Linked DNA regions of Mus musculus: region 1 is linked to region 2. Evidence: chromatin loops called from intact Hi-C (ENCODE). Cell type or tissue: heart. All regions are shown on one strand. Each heading gives the region's core, and the rest is flanking DNA. Links, peaks and the distances in the headings are about the cores only. Region 1 has its middle 20 kb from the start of Gm31668. Region 2 overlaps Cdc42bpa (CDC42 binding protein kinase alpha).

Region 1 (8,756 bases), core at 184-8,183, 190 kb before region 2:
TTAAAGAACTGCCTTCTCTCCTTTGAGGCCGTGCTAGCGGTTATTAATTCTAAGTGTGGGAATGCGGCCTCCAGCCTCCGATATGGCATTGTTTACGCTTCTTCTGTGACTTGGGTGTTTATCAGAACAGGCGATGAATGGCTTTCGCCCCCCCTTCCTGGGGGATCGCTGGTGGTTTTGTGCTATCTCAGTTCCCAAGCTGTTTAGCAGGCCCACACTGTTTCCTTTGTGCTGAGCCAGATCTCAGTGTTCCAGGGCACGGTTGCTTCCACCAACACAGATGCCTGCCAACCATTCTTGCTAGGCTAGGAAGTAAACCACTGATCGATCCTAGAGATTAGCAAACAAAACAAGGAGATGCAGGATCCCGGGGAGCTCTCCACTAGCTCCATCACAGGTACTAACTAGTTTTGCCCCAGTGGCCTTGCCCCTGTTCCCAGGTAGAATAACCAGGTCTATGGGGTGGGTAGACTTGTCTTGGCCAAAGTGGTTCGTGGCTTGACACTTGGAGCAGAGGGTGTGGTTTTAATTTGGCCTGGCTCACACTCACTAGCTGTTTCTTTCTGAGTGTCTTCATTTAAGACAGTGGTTCTCAAGTTGGTGAGTGCATCTGAGTCATGCAGAGAATCTGTTAAAACACCTGAGTTTCTTTTTTTTTTTTTTAAAGATTTACTTATTTATTATATGTAAGTACACTGTAGCTGTCTTCAGACACTCCAGAAGAGAGAGTCAGATCTTGTTATGGATGGTTGTGAGCTACCACGTGGTTGCTGGGATTTGAACTCCTGACCTTCGGAAGAGCAGTCGGGTGCTCTTACCCACTGAGCCATCTCACCAGCCCCCCATACCTGAGTTTCTGATGGAGTAGAATTGGAATGAAGCCCCCACAACAGCTTTTTCCAAATTCTTAGATGATGCAGACTTTGCCAGTTTGAAAAAAATCACTTTAAACACCACTGGCCAGGCTGAGAGTCAGGAGAGTGCCTAGTGAAGCACTTCGTCTACAAGCACCAGTTCAGATCCCCTGCACCCACATAAAAAACTGGATGTAGGTATCATCCCAACACTAGGATGGGGAGAAAGAGGAGCCTGGGGCTTGATGACCAGATAGTCTAACAGAATCAGTGAACTCTGCATTCATTGAAAGACCCTATCTCCAAAAATGTGAGGTGGGACTGCCAAGTTGGCTCAGGGGTTAAATGTACCTGCTAGCCACCCAACTCACCAACTCTTACACGTTGTTTTTTGACCTCCACATGTGTGTCATGGCGTGCAGGTACCCTTCCCCCCATACATACACACATACACACACAAAATAAATTCATGTAATAATTTAAAAAAAAAAAAGGTAAGGTGGAGAGCAACTGAGGAAGTTGCCCTGACATTGGCTTCTGAATGCTTGTGCTATAGGTGTGCACACACCTGCACACACTCACTGTACACACACAAAAACGTGTGCATCTGCACAGCACACATACAGCCCTGGGTTAAGATATCCCTGGTGGTACATGTCTGTGATGCTGGTAGTTAGGAGACAGAAGCAGGAGCACCTGCGAAACTCAAGGGGAGCGTGAGCTACACATCCAGTCCCAGGCCAGCTAGGGCTACTACACAGCTAGAAAAGAAAAGAAGAGAAAAGGAGAGGAGAGAAGAGGAGAGGAGAGGAAGAGGAAGAGGAAGAGGAAGAGGAAGAGGAAGAGGAAGAGGAAGAGGAAGAGGAAGAGGAAAGAAAAGAAAAGAAAAGAAAAGAAAAGAAAAGAGGAAGGACAAAAATATGCATACATCAGGGGCTGGTGAGATGGCTCAGCAGGTAAGAGCACTGACTGCTCTTCTGAAGGTCCTGAGTTCAAATCCCAGCAACCACATGGTGGCACACAACCATCTGTAACAAGATTTGGCACCCTCTTCTGGAGTGTCTGAAGACAGCTACAGTACCTTTACATATAATAAATTTTAAAAAAATATTTATTAGGGGCTGGAGAGATGGCTCAGCGGTTAAGAGCACTGACTGCTCTTCTGAAGGTCCTGAGTTCAAATCCCAGCAACCACATGGTGGTTTACAACCACCTGTAACAGGATATGATGCACTCTTCTAGTGTGTGTCTGAAAACAGCTACAGTGTATTTATATATAATAAATAAATCTTTAAAAAGTATTTATTAAAACATTAAGCATACATCAAAACAAACAAACCCTACCGGTTATGATATGATTCCAGGTTGGTGGTTAGGAGTGGCCATCTCAGTCGAACCGTTCACGTTGCAAGCTGCTGGGGCACAGGAGCACAGATGCCGCACTGTTGGGAGCACGAGGAAAGCACAAAACTGTACAAAGCTACCTAACCTAGCTCCTACCAGGAAATATTCACGGCGCTATTTATATTTTACTTACCTTTACTTTCATTGCAACAGAAAGACCTAACTGTGCTTGGACAGCGAGGAGGAGCACACCAATGTGCAGCCCAGCGCAGAGGCTGTCCTCTCTGATCCTATGGGAGCCCCTTCCCATTGTCCTCATTGGTCATTTCTCCATGCTGTATCACCCAAGCTGTCCTGCAACTCATGGGCTCAAGTCATCCCGCTGCCTCAGCTTTCCCAGTAGCTGGGGCCACAGGCATGCGCTACCATGCTCCGCCTGCGCACGTTACTTTTAAGAGTACAAATACGTCTCGGAATTTCACGGTAACACTGACGCCTGAAGGGAGACCCCATTTTACTTTCTCTGGCCTTGCTTGCTGTTGCCATGGCAATTCTCCCTATATGCTCTAGCTGAGTATCTGGTTGTCGCCTGTCCATGCCACCCTCCCAGCCTTGCAGGACCCATCTCTGGAGGTTCTGCAGCCAGGCTCAACGATGCTGCTGATGTCTGGACACGGAGTTGGAGTTAGAAGAACTGCTAGAAAGCAAATCCCTGATGCATGCATGTCCTGTGTAGAAAGAGGAAGCCTAAGGGTGCAGAGAGATGTGTTTTGTTCTCATTGGTCAGTAAATTTCCCCAGACCATTCACACACTATTCCCGGTGCTGGGAACAAAATTCCTAAATAAACTGTGGTTTGCATTCTTCCTCTTCATTTTTTTAAAAGATTTATTTATTTGTTTTATGTATATGAGTACACTGTAGCTGTCTTCAGACACAGTAGAAGAGGGCATCAGATCCCATTGCAGATGGTTGTGAGCCACCATGTGGTTGTTGGGAGTTGAACTCAGGACTTCTATGAAGAGCAGTCAGTGCTCTTACCAGCTGAACCATCTCTCCAGCCCTGCAGTTTGCATTCCTTACCAGGAAGAATAGAAGACAATGTGCTGGTAATATGCACTTTTTCTTCTTGTATAACAACACAATTTAATTTTTGCCATGACTTTAATTTAGTTTTTAAAACCCTTAAATTGCATTTTATGTGTTTGAGTGTTTTGCCTGCATGTATATCTGTGTACCATGTATATGCCTGGTCTCCTAAGAAGCCAGAAGAAGGCATCAGATCCTTTGGGACTGGAGTTACAGTTGATTGTTAGCCTACAAGTGGCCTTAACCACTGAGACATCTCTCTAGTCCTGGGTCTTTAACTCTAGAGCCATGGGTAGTCTCTGCATAGAGCTGTGGTCTGACGTTGTCTTCTCTATGATAATATACTGTGTACACCCGGCTCCACACTATTCTTCCTATCGTGGTTGTTTATAGCAAATGTTAAACAGTGTCTTAAATTGTTGATTATTTATTTATTTATTTATTGCTTTTCGAGACAGGGTTTCTCTGTATAGCCCTGGCTGTCCTGGAACTCACTCTGTAGACCAGGCTGGCCTCGAACTCAGAAATCTGCCTGTCTCTGCCTCCCAAGTGCTGCGATTAAAGGCATGCACCACCACTGCCTGGTGATGATTTTATTTTCCATACTATGCTTTGGGAGATTTTTTTTTTAATAAAGAAAAATTTCCTCACTAATGTTACATGCCCCCCCCCCCGCCAGATAGTCAAACTAGAGACTTTATTATTTTTTTTTCCTACAAAGACTTCAGATCCAGTACTTTTTTACATACTTAAAAATGACCTAAAATGACCTATAGGGAAAATCTAGTAAGCTACAGCAAACAACAGATACTTGCATATATATATGCATATATATGTATATTATCATGATACAATTTATAATAATCAAGTTATACAATTAGCCTAGGGCCTACCAATAGTGAATGGGCAAAGAAAACATATATGTACACTGGATTGTCATCTAGCCATAAAGAACAAAATCATGTTGTTTACAGAAAACTGTCTAGAACTGGAGATCATCACATCAAACAAAATAAGCTAAACTCAGACAAATATTGCATAGTTTTGCTTGTTGTTTGAGATAGGGCCTCATGGAGCCCAGGTTGGCCTTGAACTTGGTGGAATTCGCTATGTTGCAGAGTATGGTATAGAACCCCTGAACATCCTGCCTTGGTATTTCAAGACTTTCCCACCAAGCCAACTTAACAAAATTTCTTTAATAAGCAGAACATTGATTTTTTTTTTTTAAAGAAAAGCATTAAATAGAAGGGAACTATTTGAAAGGAAGCGGGGACCAGGACAAAAGAGATTCATAAGGAGGGGTAAATGTGATTAATATACATTATAAGCATTAGGAAAATGTCACAATGAAACCCGTTATTTTGTACAGTTAATCTACACAGACGGAAAGCGGGAAATAATGACTTATCTGCAAAGACAGGCAAATTACAGATGCTTCTTGGCTTCTGATGGAGCTATGTTCTGATAAAGCCATTAAGCTGAGGACATGGTAACTGGAAAATATACCCATGCCTAGCTTACAAACATCCCGCTCTACAAGGCAGCATGGCCAGACTTGCGGGTGTTCACCTTCAGGATCTCTGGGCTGACCGGGAGCCCGGGCTTCCTGCTCCTGCCCAGCTTTGTGAGTGTTAGACCTCCTATTTAAAGGCCCGGGGCGGGGAGATCAAAACTGGGAAGTGAGGTGTCTACTGACTGCAAAACTTTCACATAATTAAAAAACTTAAAAAATATGAAGGTAGGATCTATCTGCGTAAACATTCGATAGGGAAAGAAGTGCTAAGGGTCCTAGGGGTCCCCTACGTGGGTGCCATTTGGGCTTTAATGTACTTCACCATTAGATGGCGCTATAGTAATAGACATAACAACTCAGTGACCAAGGCCTGGTCTTTTCACTCCAAGTAAGTTCAGAGAGTTCTAAATTGGCCTTTGTCAGCCCAGCAAAGGAGATTTGCTTCTGGAACCTCTGTGGTAAGACTCCATGGCAAGTCAGATGGAATGAATGCTAGAAACAGGGCTTTTTCTTCTTATTTTTTAAAACATATAAAAAAATCGTTATATGTATGCACGTGGGTGTCTATGTCTGGGAGCGTAGGTGCTCACTGAAGCCCTTGCGTCCCCTGGAGCTGCAGTTACACATGGTCATGCGCTGCCTTCTGTGGGTGCTGCGATCCTGACTTGGGTTCTCCGCAAGAGCTGTGTACACTTTAAACTGTAGACTCCTGCCCTTCTCCTCCCCCTTCTTCCTCCCCTCGCTCCCTCCTTCCCTCCCTCCCTCCCATCTTCTTTCTCTCACTCCCTTCCTTCTTCCCTCCCTGCCTCCCTCCTTCCTCTTCTTCCTCCTTGCTGGGAAGAATACTCAGGGCCTCGTGCAAGTCAGGCAGTCACTCAGCTACTGAGGTGCAGCTGTGCTCCAGAACTTGACTTCTGACTTCAGGATGCCCTGTGACCTCCAGACTCGGGGTCTGGAGCTTAAGCCCAGGAATGCTTCGTTAGACAGGTTGGGAGGCATTGTGAGACATCTTTGCATGTCTCCTGACGTTGTGACTCTTCTAAATGTGAATGCAAGAATGATAATGAATTAGTTTATGATTTTGCTTTTTGGAATAGAGTCTCAATGTATAGTTTAGGTGTCTGTGAACTCAGGTCCTGCTGTCTTTACAGTTCCTTACCACCATCCCCTGACAAAAATACTTTGTTGCCATCTATGGAGAGGGCTCCTGTTTATCCAACATCCAAACTGATACAATTCTTCCCACTAGTGTTTAACATCCTGTGTTTTCATCCTGTGTTAATTCTTTCATAAATGGATGGCTACGTATTTATCATTATTTATTTATTTATTTATTTATTTATTTGTAGCAGAGCAAATACACGGCAGCCTCTCACATTTGGGATGTGGGGAAGAAAAAAAATGGCTCTTCTCTGGTCCAGACCCTCTTCAGTTCCAAGCCACCTGCCCTTTGCTGTTCCCGACTTGTTTTCTACAGTGAGTCACAAGGTGTCCTCGTCAGGGATTCTGGGTCCCCAGAGGACATGGAAAACTGGGTCAAGGGAATACTCATGGCGGTTTAAAGGTTTTTCAAGAATGGCACGTTTGCTTTAATTTCTCACATAATTGAAAGGCTCCAATGGTATTAGAAAGTTAATGGGGCTGTGCGTGAGGCCGTAGAAATAGAAACAAATCCAGCTAGACCTACTTTCAGACAAAAAAAAACGAGTCCAAGAAGAAGGCACCGGTGAAACAAAGAGAACCGAGTAGGTTTTATTTAGAAATGTTTCCTGGCCTAGGAACCAGGGTTGCAGCCCCTCAGGGGGCCTTGAGGGACCTAAGCCTGCTGGGAGTTCAGGAGCTCGACATGTCACCCACAGGCTCACGGCCTGTTGACAAAGGGTGGCTCAGTTGGATGGCAGGCCTTGCTGTTAGTCTGTCCCACTGGGGGACCATGTCATCACCACAGCCAGGAGCTACTCTCTCTGTTCTGTGCTGGGCGCCATCCATCCTGCCTTGTCCTCCTAGGCTGGCACATTCCATGACAGTGAGAAAGTTGCCAGGGCAAACAAGCGAAAACCTTGTCTGTATGCCCACCGTGGGCAGAGAGCAAAGGACCTCCTGGCTCTTCCAACCTTCAGACCGATATCCACTACCTCTCTGTTTCTTTCTTAGGAAGTGGTTGCTGCCATCACAGTCTTTTACCTTCATTGGCCAGTGATCAGTGGGTGACCATGGGGCCACAGACACCCCACTGCTTGTGGGGCTGGAGATCTGGGTGCTCTGAAGGGAGGACACCTTACTTGCCTTTGGGCACTGGGAAAGACTAGTAGGAGCCAAGGCTTCTCTAGGCCCCAGAGTGGGTTTCTCCCCTAACACTCAGTCTGTCTCTGAATCGCAGACGTGTTCCCTCCCCACATCTGCTGAGAAATTACATTCCTGGAGAATCGCTGCTTCCTCGGGACGCTGGGAAATCTGCTGAGCTTCCTTGCAAGCATACCCAGGGTAGCCACTGCAGGGACCTTCCCAAGTAAAAAGGGCATCACACTCTTAAACACTCTTCATTGTGGCTTTACCCGGGAGTCTTACCTTCTAGCCACAGGCCACGATGAAACTATATAAGGGAGTAGCTACCAAATTTATTGTAGGTAAAACACCAATACATGTTAGCTTCAGATGGGGAAGGTGGGAGAGATCTGTAACGTGCAGCCTTTGCTTCTTTCTATGGTGTGAGTCTCTGGGACATGCATTTGGGGGAAAGTTCCCAGAAGGCTGTGCAGCCTGGGGAAGGAGCTGATGGAGGAAGAGGAAATGGGATTGTATTTGTGAAAGCATTGGGCTTCCAAGAGAGTGGGGGTTCAATGAATGGAGTCCTCCTGGCATAGAGAGGTTGAGAGATATTCTCCATGCTCCAAGTGGAGTCTGGGAAGCAAGTTGGGGACACGTGTCTTCCAGCTCTGTCCTTTGCTCTAGGCTGGCAGGAAGTGCTGGGAACTAACCTGAGAGTAAATATGGCAACGATTAGGGATACTTGGCCCAAGACACCTAATTTCTGAAATGAGAGTATGCTTTGAGATTGGAAATGTCCACACAGCTTTGCGGTAAAGGTCAGTGGTAGAGGCTTGCCTAGTAAGGCCATCTTTAGAGCCACTATAAAAACACATGTGTGTATATATGTATAAATTAAATGTCCATGCAATGGTCTGATTGATACCTCACAGTGAACAAGAAAATTCTGAAGTCCCTGGAGGCTTTTTCCCTTATTTTATGTGCATGAGTGTTTTGTCTGTATGTATGCATATGCATCATATATATGTCTCCTGCCTGGGGAGGACAGAAGAGGGAATCAGACCCCTGGAACTAGAGTTGTGAGCTGTCATGTGAGTGCTGGTAACTGAATCCCTGGTCCTCTGCAAGAGTAAGTGCTCTTAACTGCTGAGTCATCTCTCCAGGCCCTGGAGTTCTTAGAGTTAAATTATCATTATCATTACCACCACCACCACCACCACCACTAGCAGCAGCAGAAGCAGCAGCAGCAGGACCACCACCACCACCACCACCATCGTCGTCGTCATCATCATCATCATCATTGTGTTGAGATCAGAGGCCAGGTTTTGGAAGTTGGTTCTTACCTTCTACCATAGGATCAGGTCATCAGGCAATCAATCACCTTTACAAACAGCTATTTCGCCTTGAGTTTTAAAGTGAAGAACTTTCCTCATAGCTAGTTCTCAAAGTAGCTGTGGGTGACAAGATACATTTGCTTGGGCCGCATTCAGTGAGTGAGGCTGGATAAAAAGGTGGATTTGGTGGTTGGTGGTAGTTGATGACCCTCCCAGGAGCAGCCTGATCTGAACAGCTCCTTGCCTTGGGTCCAGGGGGAGCAGAGACGCTGGGGAAAACAGTGCCAGTCCTGTGGACACCATCTTTTAATAAGACACACATTTACAGACAGTGACTACTTGTGGCACTGTCTCC
Region 2 (8,756 bases), core at 547-8,546:
TAATAGTCAAAACACCAAATGTACAAAACAAAGAAAGAATATTAAAAGCAGTAAGGGATAAGGTCAAGTAACATATAAAGGCAGACCTATCAGAAATACACCAGACTTCTCACCAGAGACTATGAAAGCCAGAAGATCCTGGGTAGATCTCATACAGACCTTAAGAGAACACAAATGCCAACTCAGTTTTGCTACTACACCTAGCAAAACTCTCAATTACCGTAGATGGAGAAATTTAAGATATTCCATGACAAAAACCAAATTTACACAATATCTTTCCCCAAATCCAGCCCTAGAGAGGATAATAGATGGAAAATGCCAACACAAGGAGGGAAACCACACCCTAGAAAAAGCAAGAAAGTAATCTTCCTTCAACAAACCCAAAAGAAGATAGCCACACAAACATAAAAATAACATAAAAAATAACAGGAAGCAAAAATCACTATTCATTAATATCTCTTAACATCAGTGGACTCAATTCCCCAATAAAAAGATATAGACTAACAGACTGGATACATAAACAGGACCCAGTGTTTTGCTGCATACAGGAAACACACCTCAGTGTCAAAGACAAACACTTTGTTTTTGTCAGAGTAAAGGGCTGGAACACAGTTTTCCAAGCAAATCGTCCCAAGAAACAAGCTTGAGTAACCATTCTACTATCGGATAAAATCGACTTTCAACCAAAAGTCATCAAAAAAGATAAGGAAGGATACTTCATACTCATCAAAGGAAAAATCTACCAAGAAGAACTCTCAATTCTGAACATCTATGCTCCAAATGCTAGGGCATCCACATTCATAAAAGAAAGTTTACTAAAGCTCAAAGCACACATTGTATCTCACACAATAATAGTGGAGACTTCAACACCCCACTCTCATCAGTGGAAACACAAACACATTAAAAAAAAAAAAAACCAGAAGTTATCCAAATAGATTTAACAGATAATTTATAGAACATTTCACCCTGAAACAAAAGAATATACCTTCTTCTCAGCCCTGCATGGTACCTTCTCCAAAATTGACCATACAGTCTTTCACATAACAGACCTCAACAGATATAAGAAGATTGAAATAATCCCATGCCTCCTATCAGATCACTACAGATTAAGGTTGGTCTTCAATAGCAATAAAAACAACAGAAAGATTGTATCTTGAAACTCAAGAAGAATGAAGACCAAAATGTGGACACTTTGCCCCTTCTTAGAATTGGGAACAAAACACCCAGGGAAGGAGTTACAGAGACAACGTTTGGAGCTGAGACGAAAGGATGGACCATCTAGAGACTGCCATACCTAGGGATCCATTCCATAATCAGCCTCCAAATGCTGACACCATTGCATACACTAGAAAGATTTTGCTTAAAGGATCCAGATATAGCTGTCTCTTGTGAGGCTATGCCAGTGCCTAGCAAACACAGAAGTGAATGCTCACAGTTAGCTATTGGATGGATCACAGGGCCCCCAATGGAGGAGCTAGAGAAAGTACCCAAGGAGCTAAAGGGGTCTGCAGCCCTATAGGTGGAACAACAATATGAACTAACCAGTACCCCACCCCCACCCCCAGAGCTCGTGTTTCTAGCTGCATATGTATCAGATGATGGCCTAATCGGCCATCATTGGAAAGAGAGGCCCTTCGGTCCTGCAAACTTGCCTCAGTACAGGGGAACGCCAGGGCCAAGAAGTGGGAGTGGGTGGGTAGGGGAGTGGGGGGGAGGGTATGGGGGACTTTTGGGATAGCATTGGAATTTAAATGAAGAAAATACCTAATAAAAACAAATTACAAAAAAAAAGAACAACAGAAAGCCCACATACACATGGAAGCTGGACAATGCTCTACTTAATGATAACTTGATCAAGAAAGAAAGAAATGATAGACTTTTTAGAATTTAATGAAAATGAAGGTACAACATACCCAAACTTATGGGACATAATGGAAGCAGTGCTAAGAGGAAAACTCATAGCTCTGTGTGCCTCCAAAATGAAAATGGAGAGAGCATACACTAGCAGCTTAACAACACACCTAAAAGCTCTAGAACAAAAAGAAGCAAATGCACCTAAGAGGAGTAGAAGGCAGGAAATAATCAAATTCAGGGCTGAAATCAACCAAATAGAAACAAAAAGAACTATACAAAGAGTCAACAAAATCAGGAGCTGGTTCTTTGAGAAAAAAAATCAACATATAGATAAACCCTTAGCCAGACTAACCAGAGGGCACAGAGACAGTATCCAAATTAACAAAATCAGAAATGAAAAGGGAGATATAACAACAGAAACTGAGGAAATAAAAAAAAAAATCATCAGACCCTACTACAAAGTCCTATACTCAACACAACTGGAAAATCTGAATGAAATGAAAAAAATTTCTAGACATATACCAAATACCAAAGTTAAATCAGGATCAGATAAACCATCTAAACAGTCCCATAACCCCTAAAAAAATAGAAGCAGTCACTGAAAGTCTCCCAACCAAAAAAAGCCCAGGACCAGATGGATTGAGTACAGAATTCTATCAGACCTTCAAAAAAGACCTAATACCAACATTCTTCAAACTATTCCACAAAATAGAAATATAAGGAACACTACCTAGTTCATTCTATGAAGCCACTAAAACTTCACAAAGACCCAACCAAGAAAGAGAAGTTCAGACCAACCTTGATGCAGAAATATTCAATAAAATTCTCGCAAACCGAATCCAAGAACACATCAAAATGATTATTCACCATGATCAAGTAGGCTTCATCTCAGGGATGCAGGGATGATTCAATATATGGAAATGCATCAATGTAATCAACTATATAAACTTCAAACACATGATCATTCCATTAGATGCTGAAAAAGCATTTGACAAAATTCAACATCCCTTTATGTTAAAAGTCTTGGAAAGATCAGGAATTTAACACCCATATGTAAACATAGTAAAAGCAATATACATAGTAAAAGCAATATACAGCAAACCAGTAGCCAACATCAAACTAAATGGAGAGAAACTTAAACTAAGAGAAACTTAGTCCCACTAAAATCAGGGACTAGACAAGGCTGCCCTCTCTCTCCCTATCTGTTCAATATAGTACTTGAAGTTCTAGCTAGAGCAATTAGACAACAAAAGTAGGTCAAAGCAATTAGACAACAAAAGGAGGTCAAAGGGATACAAATTGGAAAGGAAGAAGTCAAAATATCACTATTTGTAGATGATATGATAGCATACTTAAGTGACCCCAAACACTCCACTGGAGAACTCCTACAGCTGACAACTTCAGCAAAGTGGCTGGATATAAAATTAACTCAATCAAATTAGTAGCCCTCCTCTACACAAAGAAACAGGCCGAGAAAGAAATTAGGGAAACAACACCCTTCCCAATAGTCACAAATGATATAAAATACCTTGGTGTGACTCTAACTAAGCAAGTGAAAGATCTGTATGATAAGAACTTCAAGTCTGTGAAGAAAGAAATTAAATAAGACCTCAGAAGATGGAAAGATCTCCAATGCTCATGGATTGGCAGGCTTAATATAGAGAAATGGCTATCTTGCCGAAAGCAATCTACAGATTCAATGCAATCCCCATCAAAATGCCAACTCAGTTCTTCATAGTGTTAGAAAGAGCAATTCTCAAATTTATTTGTAATAACAAAAAGCCTAGGATAGTGAAACTATTCTCAACAAATAAAATAACTGGAGAATCACCATCCCTGACCTCAAGCTATACTACAAAGCATTAGTGATAAAAACTGCATGGTATTGGTACAGTGACAGGTAGATGAATGGAATAGAATTGAAGACCCAGAAATGAACCCATACACCTGTGGTCACTTAATCTTTGACAAAGAAGCTAAAAAGACAGCATTTTCAACAAATGGTGCTGGTTCAACTGGCAGTCAGCATGTAGAAGAATGCAAATTTATCCATTCTTTTCTCCCTGTACAAAGCTCAAGTCCAGGGGGATCAAATACCTCCACATAAAACCAGACACACAGAATCTAATAGAAGAGAAAGTGGGGAAAAGTCTCGAACACATGGCACAGGGGAAAAATTCTGAAGAGAATACCTATGGCTTATGCTCTAAGATCAAGAATTGACAAATGGGACCTCATAAAATTACAAAGCTTCTGTAAGGCAAAGGACACTGTCAGTACGACAAAAAGGCAACCAACAGATTAGGAAAAGATCTTTACCAATCCTACATCCAATTGAGAGCTAATATTCCGTATATACAAAGAACTCAAGAAGTTAGACTCCAGAGAACCAAATAACCCTATTAAAAAATGGGGTATAGAGCTCAACAAAGAATTTTCAACTGAGGAAACTTGAATGACTGAGAAACACCTAAAGAAATGTTCAACATCCTTAGTCATCAGGGAAATGCAAATCAAAATAACCCTGAGATTCCACCCCACACCAGTCAGAATGGCTAAGATCAAAAACTTAAGTGACAGCAGATGCTGGAGAGGATGTGGAGAAAGAGGAACACTCCTCCACTGCTGGTGGGATTTTAAGCTGGTACAACCACTCTGGAAATATGTCTGGTGGTTGCTCAGAAAATTGGACATAGTACTACCTGAGGACCCAGCTATATCACTCCTGGGCATATACCCAGAAGATCCTCCAACATGTAGTAAGTACTCATGCTCCAGTATGTTCATAGCAGCCATATTTATAATAGCCCGAAGCTGTAAAGAACCCAGATGTTCCTCAACAGAGGGTACAGAAAATGTGGTACATTTACAGAATGGAATACTACTCAGCTGTTTAAAAAAAAATGACTTCATGAAATTTGGAGGTAAATGGATGGAACTTGAGAATATCATCTTAAGTGAGGTGACTCAGTCACAAAGGAACACTCACAGTATGTACTCACTGATAAGTGGATATTAGCCCAAATGTTTAGAATACCCAAGATTGAATTCACAGACCATATGAAGCCTAAGAAGAAGGAAGACCAAAATGTGGATGCTTAAGTGCTTTTTAGAAGGGTGAACAAATATGAGGAAATATTTGGAGGAAATATGAGGACAAAGTGTGGAGCAGAGTCTGAAGGAAAAGCCATCCAGAGACTGCCCCACTAGGGATCCATCCCATATACATTATTGTGGATGCCATGAAGTGCTTGCTGATGGAAGCCTGATATGGCTGTCTCCTGAGTGGCTCTGCCAGAGCCTGACAAGTACAGAGGTGGATGCTTGCAGCCAACCATTGGACAGAGCTCTGGGGTTCCCTATGGAGGAGGTGGAGAAGGGACTGAAGGAGCTGAGGGTGTTTGCAGCCCCATGGAGGCAGCAACAGTGTCAACAGGCCACCCCTCACCCCCTAAGAGCTCCTGGAGACTGGTCCACCAACCAAAGAATACACATGGGGAAACCCATGGCACTGGTCACATATGTGGCAGAGGATGGCCTTGTTGGACTTCAGTGGGAGGAGAGGCCCTTGGGCCTGAGGTGTTTGATGCCCCAGTGTAGGGGAATACCAGGGCCTGAGGACAGGAGTTTGTGTATTCGGGAGTACCCTCATTGAGGCAGGAGTAGGAGGGATGAGATAGGGGTTTTCCAAATTGGAAAAGGAAAAACATTTGAAATGTATATAAAGAAAATATCCAATAAAAAATGTCCTGAAAAGAAAAAAAAAGAAACATTTTTTAAAATAAAGAGCTGAGGTACAAAATCACTTTAGTGTGAAAGTCCTAGATGGCTTGAGATGAAGTTGAGATAGATGTTATATACATGATTGATAGACAAATGATATGATGATCATAGAGAGATAGATAGGCGAACAGATAAACAGACAAAGAGACATAGAGACTGATGATAGAGATATATAAAATAGTAATTTTATCCTAAAATGAGTTTTCAATAAAGGAACAGGCAAAAGAATGAAATGGGAAAGGAGGAGGGTAAAAAGTCCACTGGATATAGCAAATGATTAAGCCAGAAGGACAAGGCTCTAGCACTAGTATGATGTAAAGTACAAGAAGAAAGCCTGAGGCTTGAAAGATAATGATGAAATCCAGGCAGACTCAAAACACAAAAGGCATAAAAAAAAGTGTACCTTTATAAATACTAACTTTGCTCTGTTTTAAGTAATGCTGTTCTGGGAGAGTCAAGTCTAGCCTATTGGTCTGGAGTAGCCTTAACATAATGCTCTACTTCTCCACCCCCCACCCCCACCCCCACCCCACCCCAGACAGGGTTTCTCTGTGTAGCCCTGGCTGTCCTCGAACTCACTTTGTAGACCAGGCTGGCCTCGAACTCAGAAATCCTCCTGCCTCTGCCTCCCAAGTGCTGGGATTAAAGGCGTGCGCCACCACACCCGGCCCAGTGCTCTACTTTTTAAACCCAATGGTTTTTTTTTTTTTTTGCTTAATAGGAGTTACTGATTTTAAAAAAACTTTGTAAATAATTGGCCTAATACTCTGAGGTTAGAGATCACACTAAGTAGGAAAAACTGGAATTTGTAGCTCTTTTTGAAAGAAAAATTAACTCTCAAAATTAATGAAGTAGACCTGATGTCCCAGACTACAGAGCTGCATCAGTGATATCACTTCCTTTTCTCCTGGAGGAAACCAGGGTTTTATGTAAAGCTGCTTAGTTCAAAGATTTATAGCAAAATGGTCAGCCTCATCTGCCCTTTACTCTAGACATTGTTTCTGGGGTTAAAAAAATAAACTAACAAAGAATAGAGGAAAATAGAGATGATTTATTTACTGAGAAACAGATGGCAGAAGCCATAAAGGCTATGGCAAGCAAGTGAATTTCCTGGAGATGGCCCACTGTTTTACATGACTGTGATGGGTGCACTCTGGAGAGGCACATCCCCAGAGATTTTGTCCCAGGATTGCTTCTCACTATTGATGTGCCTTCCCTGCCACTATTACATAGCTAATGATACCTGGGCTTTAGTCCACCCTATTGGGCAAATTTCCTACAGATTAATATGAAGATGAGCTTTTATGAATTAATGCTATTTAGATGAATTAATGACTTTATAGAATTCAAATAATTTTAGGAAGAAAGTTTAAGGAGATGGTTTTGGTTGTTTTGCCAGAAAGATATAATGAAGTTAGAATCAAGAACAGGATGTGCCCCTCCTCATAGAACAGTAAGTGAAGCTTGCATAATCAGGAATACAACGAGCTTTCACAATTACACTAAGAAGAGACATAGGCTTGGGACAGATTTGTGATCAAGGAAAAACATTCATTCTAGGTCAGGTCCAAGGATGAAGTCACAGGTGTGCACTATGATAAAGGCTATGTGAAACTGTTGCTTTGAACTTAATAATGAGCTTATAGAATGAAACATAGTTTTGAACTAATTGAGCATCCTTCTGTAACTCCCTTTTTATGTAACATTTTATCTGTGAGATAATTTTAAAAAGAACTTTTCTCTAAGAAGGTATAAATTGCCAGGGAGAAGAAATAGTGTGGGTTCTGGATCTCCCACTCCATTTACCAAATGTACATACACACACATACATGCATACATACATATACATATTCTGTCTATATGTATATGCATACATATGAATGTAGATATATGTGTATGAATATAACTATGCATGTGTACTTATGAAATTGATGTGACAGGTGGCTGGGCAGAGAGAGAGAGAGTGCGTGCGCATGCAAGTGAGCTAGCCTGGCCATCCAAAGGGCCCTTGAGCCAGAGAGAAAAGAGCCCAGATAACTATGCCTTTTTTCTTTTTTCTTTTTTTTTTTAAGCTTGTTTCTAAAATGTTTATTTTTTCATTTGGACAGAAAATTATGAAAGGTAGAATCAAGTGTGTGACTTCTACTGAAGGACACCTAATGCAAGCTTAACTAAATTAACCTGATCAGAAATTGAGGGGTTTTTTTTGATGATTTTTTTTCTTCTTTTTTTTAAAAATTAGGTATTTATTTCATTTACATTTCCAATGCTATCCCAAAAGTCCTCCCCACCCTCCCCCACCCACCCACTCCCACTTCTTGGCCCTGGTGTTCCCCTATACTGAGGCATATAAAGTTTGCACGACCAATGGGCCTCTCTGTCCACTGATGGCCGACTAGGCTATCTTCTGATACATTTTCAGCTAGAGACACAAGCTCTGGGGGGGGGGGGGATGTTACTGGTTAGTTCATATTGTTGTTCTACCTATAGGGTTGCAGATCCCCTCATCTCCTTGGGTACTTTCTCTAGCTCCTCCATTGGGGGCCCTGTGTTCCATCCAATAGCTGACTGTGAGCATCCACTTCTGTATTTGCTAGGCCCTGGCATAGTCTCACAAGAGACAGCTATATCAGGGTCCTTTCAGCAAAATCTTGCTAGTGTATGCAATGGTGTCAGCGTTTGGAGGCTGATTATGGGATGGATCCCCGGGTATGGCAGTAAAGATCTAATTCCAGTTCTTCACAAACTATTCCACAAAATAGAAGCAGAAGGTACTCTACCCAACTCATTCTATGAAGCCACAATTATTCTGATACCTAAATCACAGAAAGACCCAACAAAGATAGAGAACTTCAGACCAATTTCCCTTATGAATATCGATGCAAAAATACTCAATAAAATTCTCGCTAACCGAATCCAAGAACACATCAAAACAATCATCCATCCTGACCAAGTAGGTTTCATTCCAGGGATACAGGGATGGTTTAATATATGGAAATCCATCAACGTAATCGATTATATAAACAAACTCAAAGACAAAAATCACATGATCATTTTGTTAGATGCTGAGAAAGCATTTGACAAAATCCAACACACATTCATGATAAAAGTCTTGGAAA

What was found. Peaks named below come from ENCODE experiments on the same cell type or tissue, not always from the same donor. Only the 100,000 strongest peaks of a DNase experiment are listed, where the experiment ranks them.
Region 1: a loop joins it to region 2, with 2.7 times the contacts of the local background. A loop is called at or near these places in 3 of 42 quality-filtered maps.

What each region holds. Positions count from the first base shown.
Region 1 is chr1:179,854,283-179,863,038 of GRCm38, forward strand. No RefSeq gene overlaps it. Among named protein-coding and RNA genes, the nearest start is that of Gm31668, 20 kb to the right of the region's middle. In heart, for the core only: a CTCF peak has its summit at 5,114 (motif pointing right); a DNase peak (open chromatin) is centred at 229; H3K4me3 peaks cover 390 bases; H3K27ac peaks cover 336 bases.
Region 2 is chr1:180,047,788-180,056,543 of GRCm38, forward strand. All of the region lies in intron 5 of Cdc42bpa (CDC42 binding protein kinase alpha), which reads left to right. Among named protein-coding and RNA genes, the nearest start is that of Cdc42bpa, 91 kb to the left of the region's middle. In heart, for the core only: no CTCF peak of the experiment used is centred there; no DNase peak of the experiment used is centred there.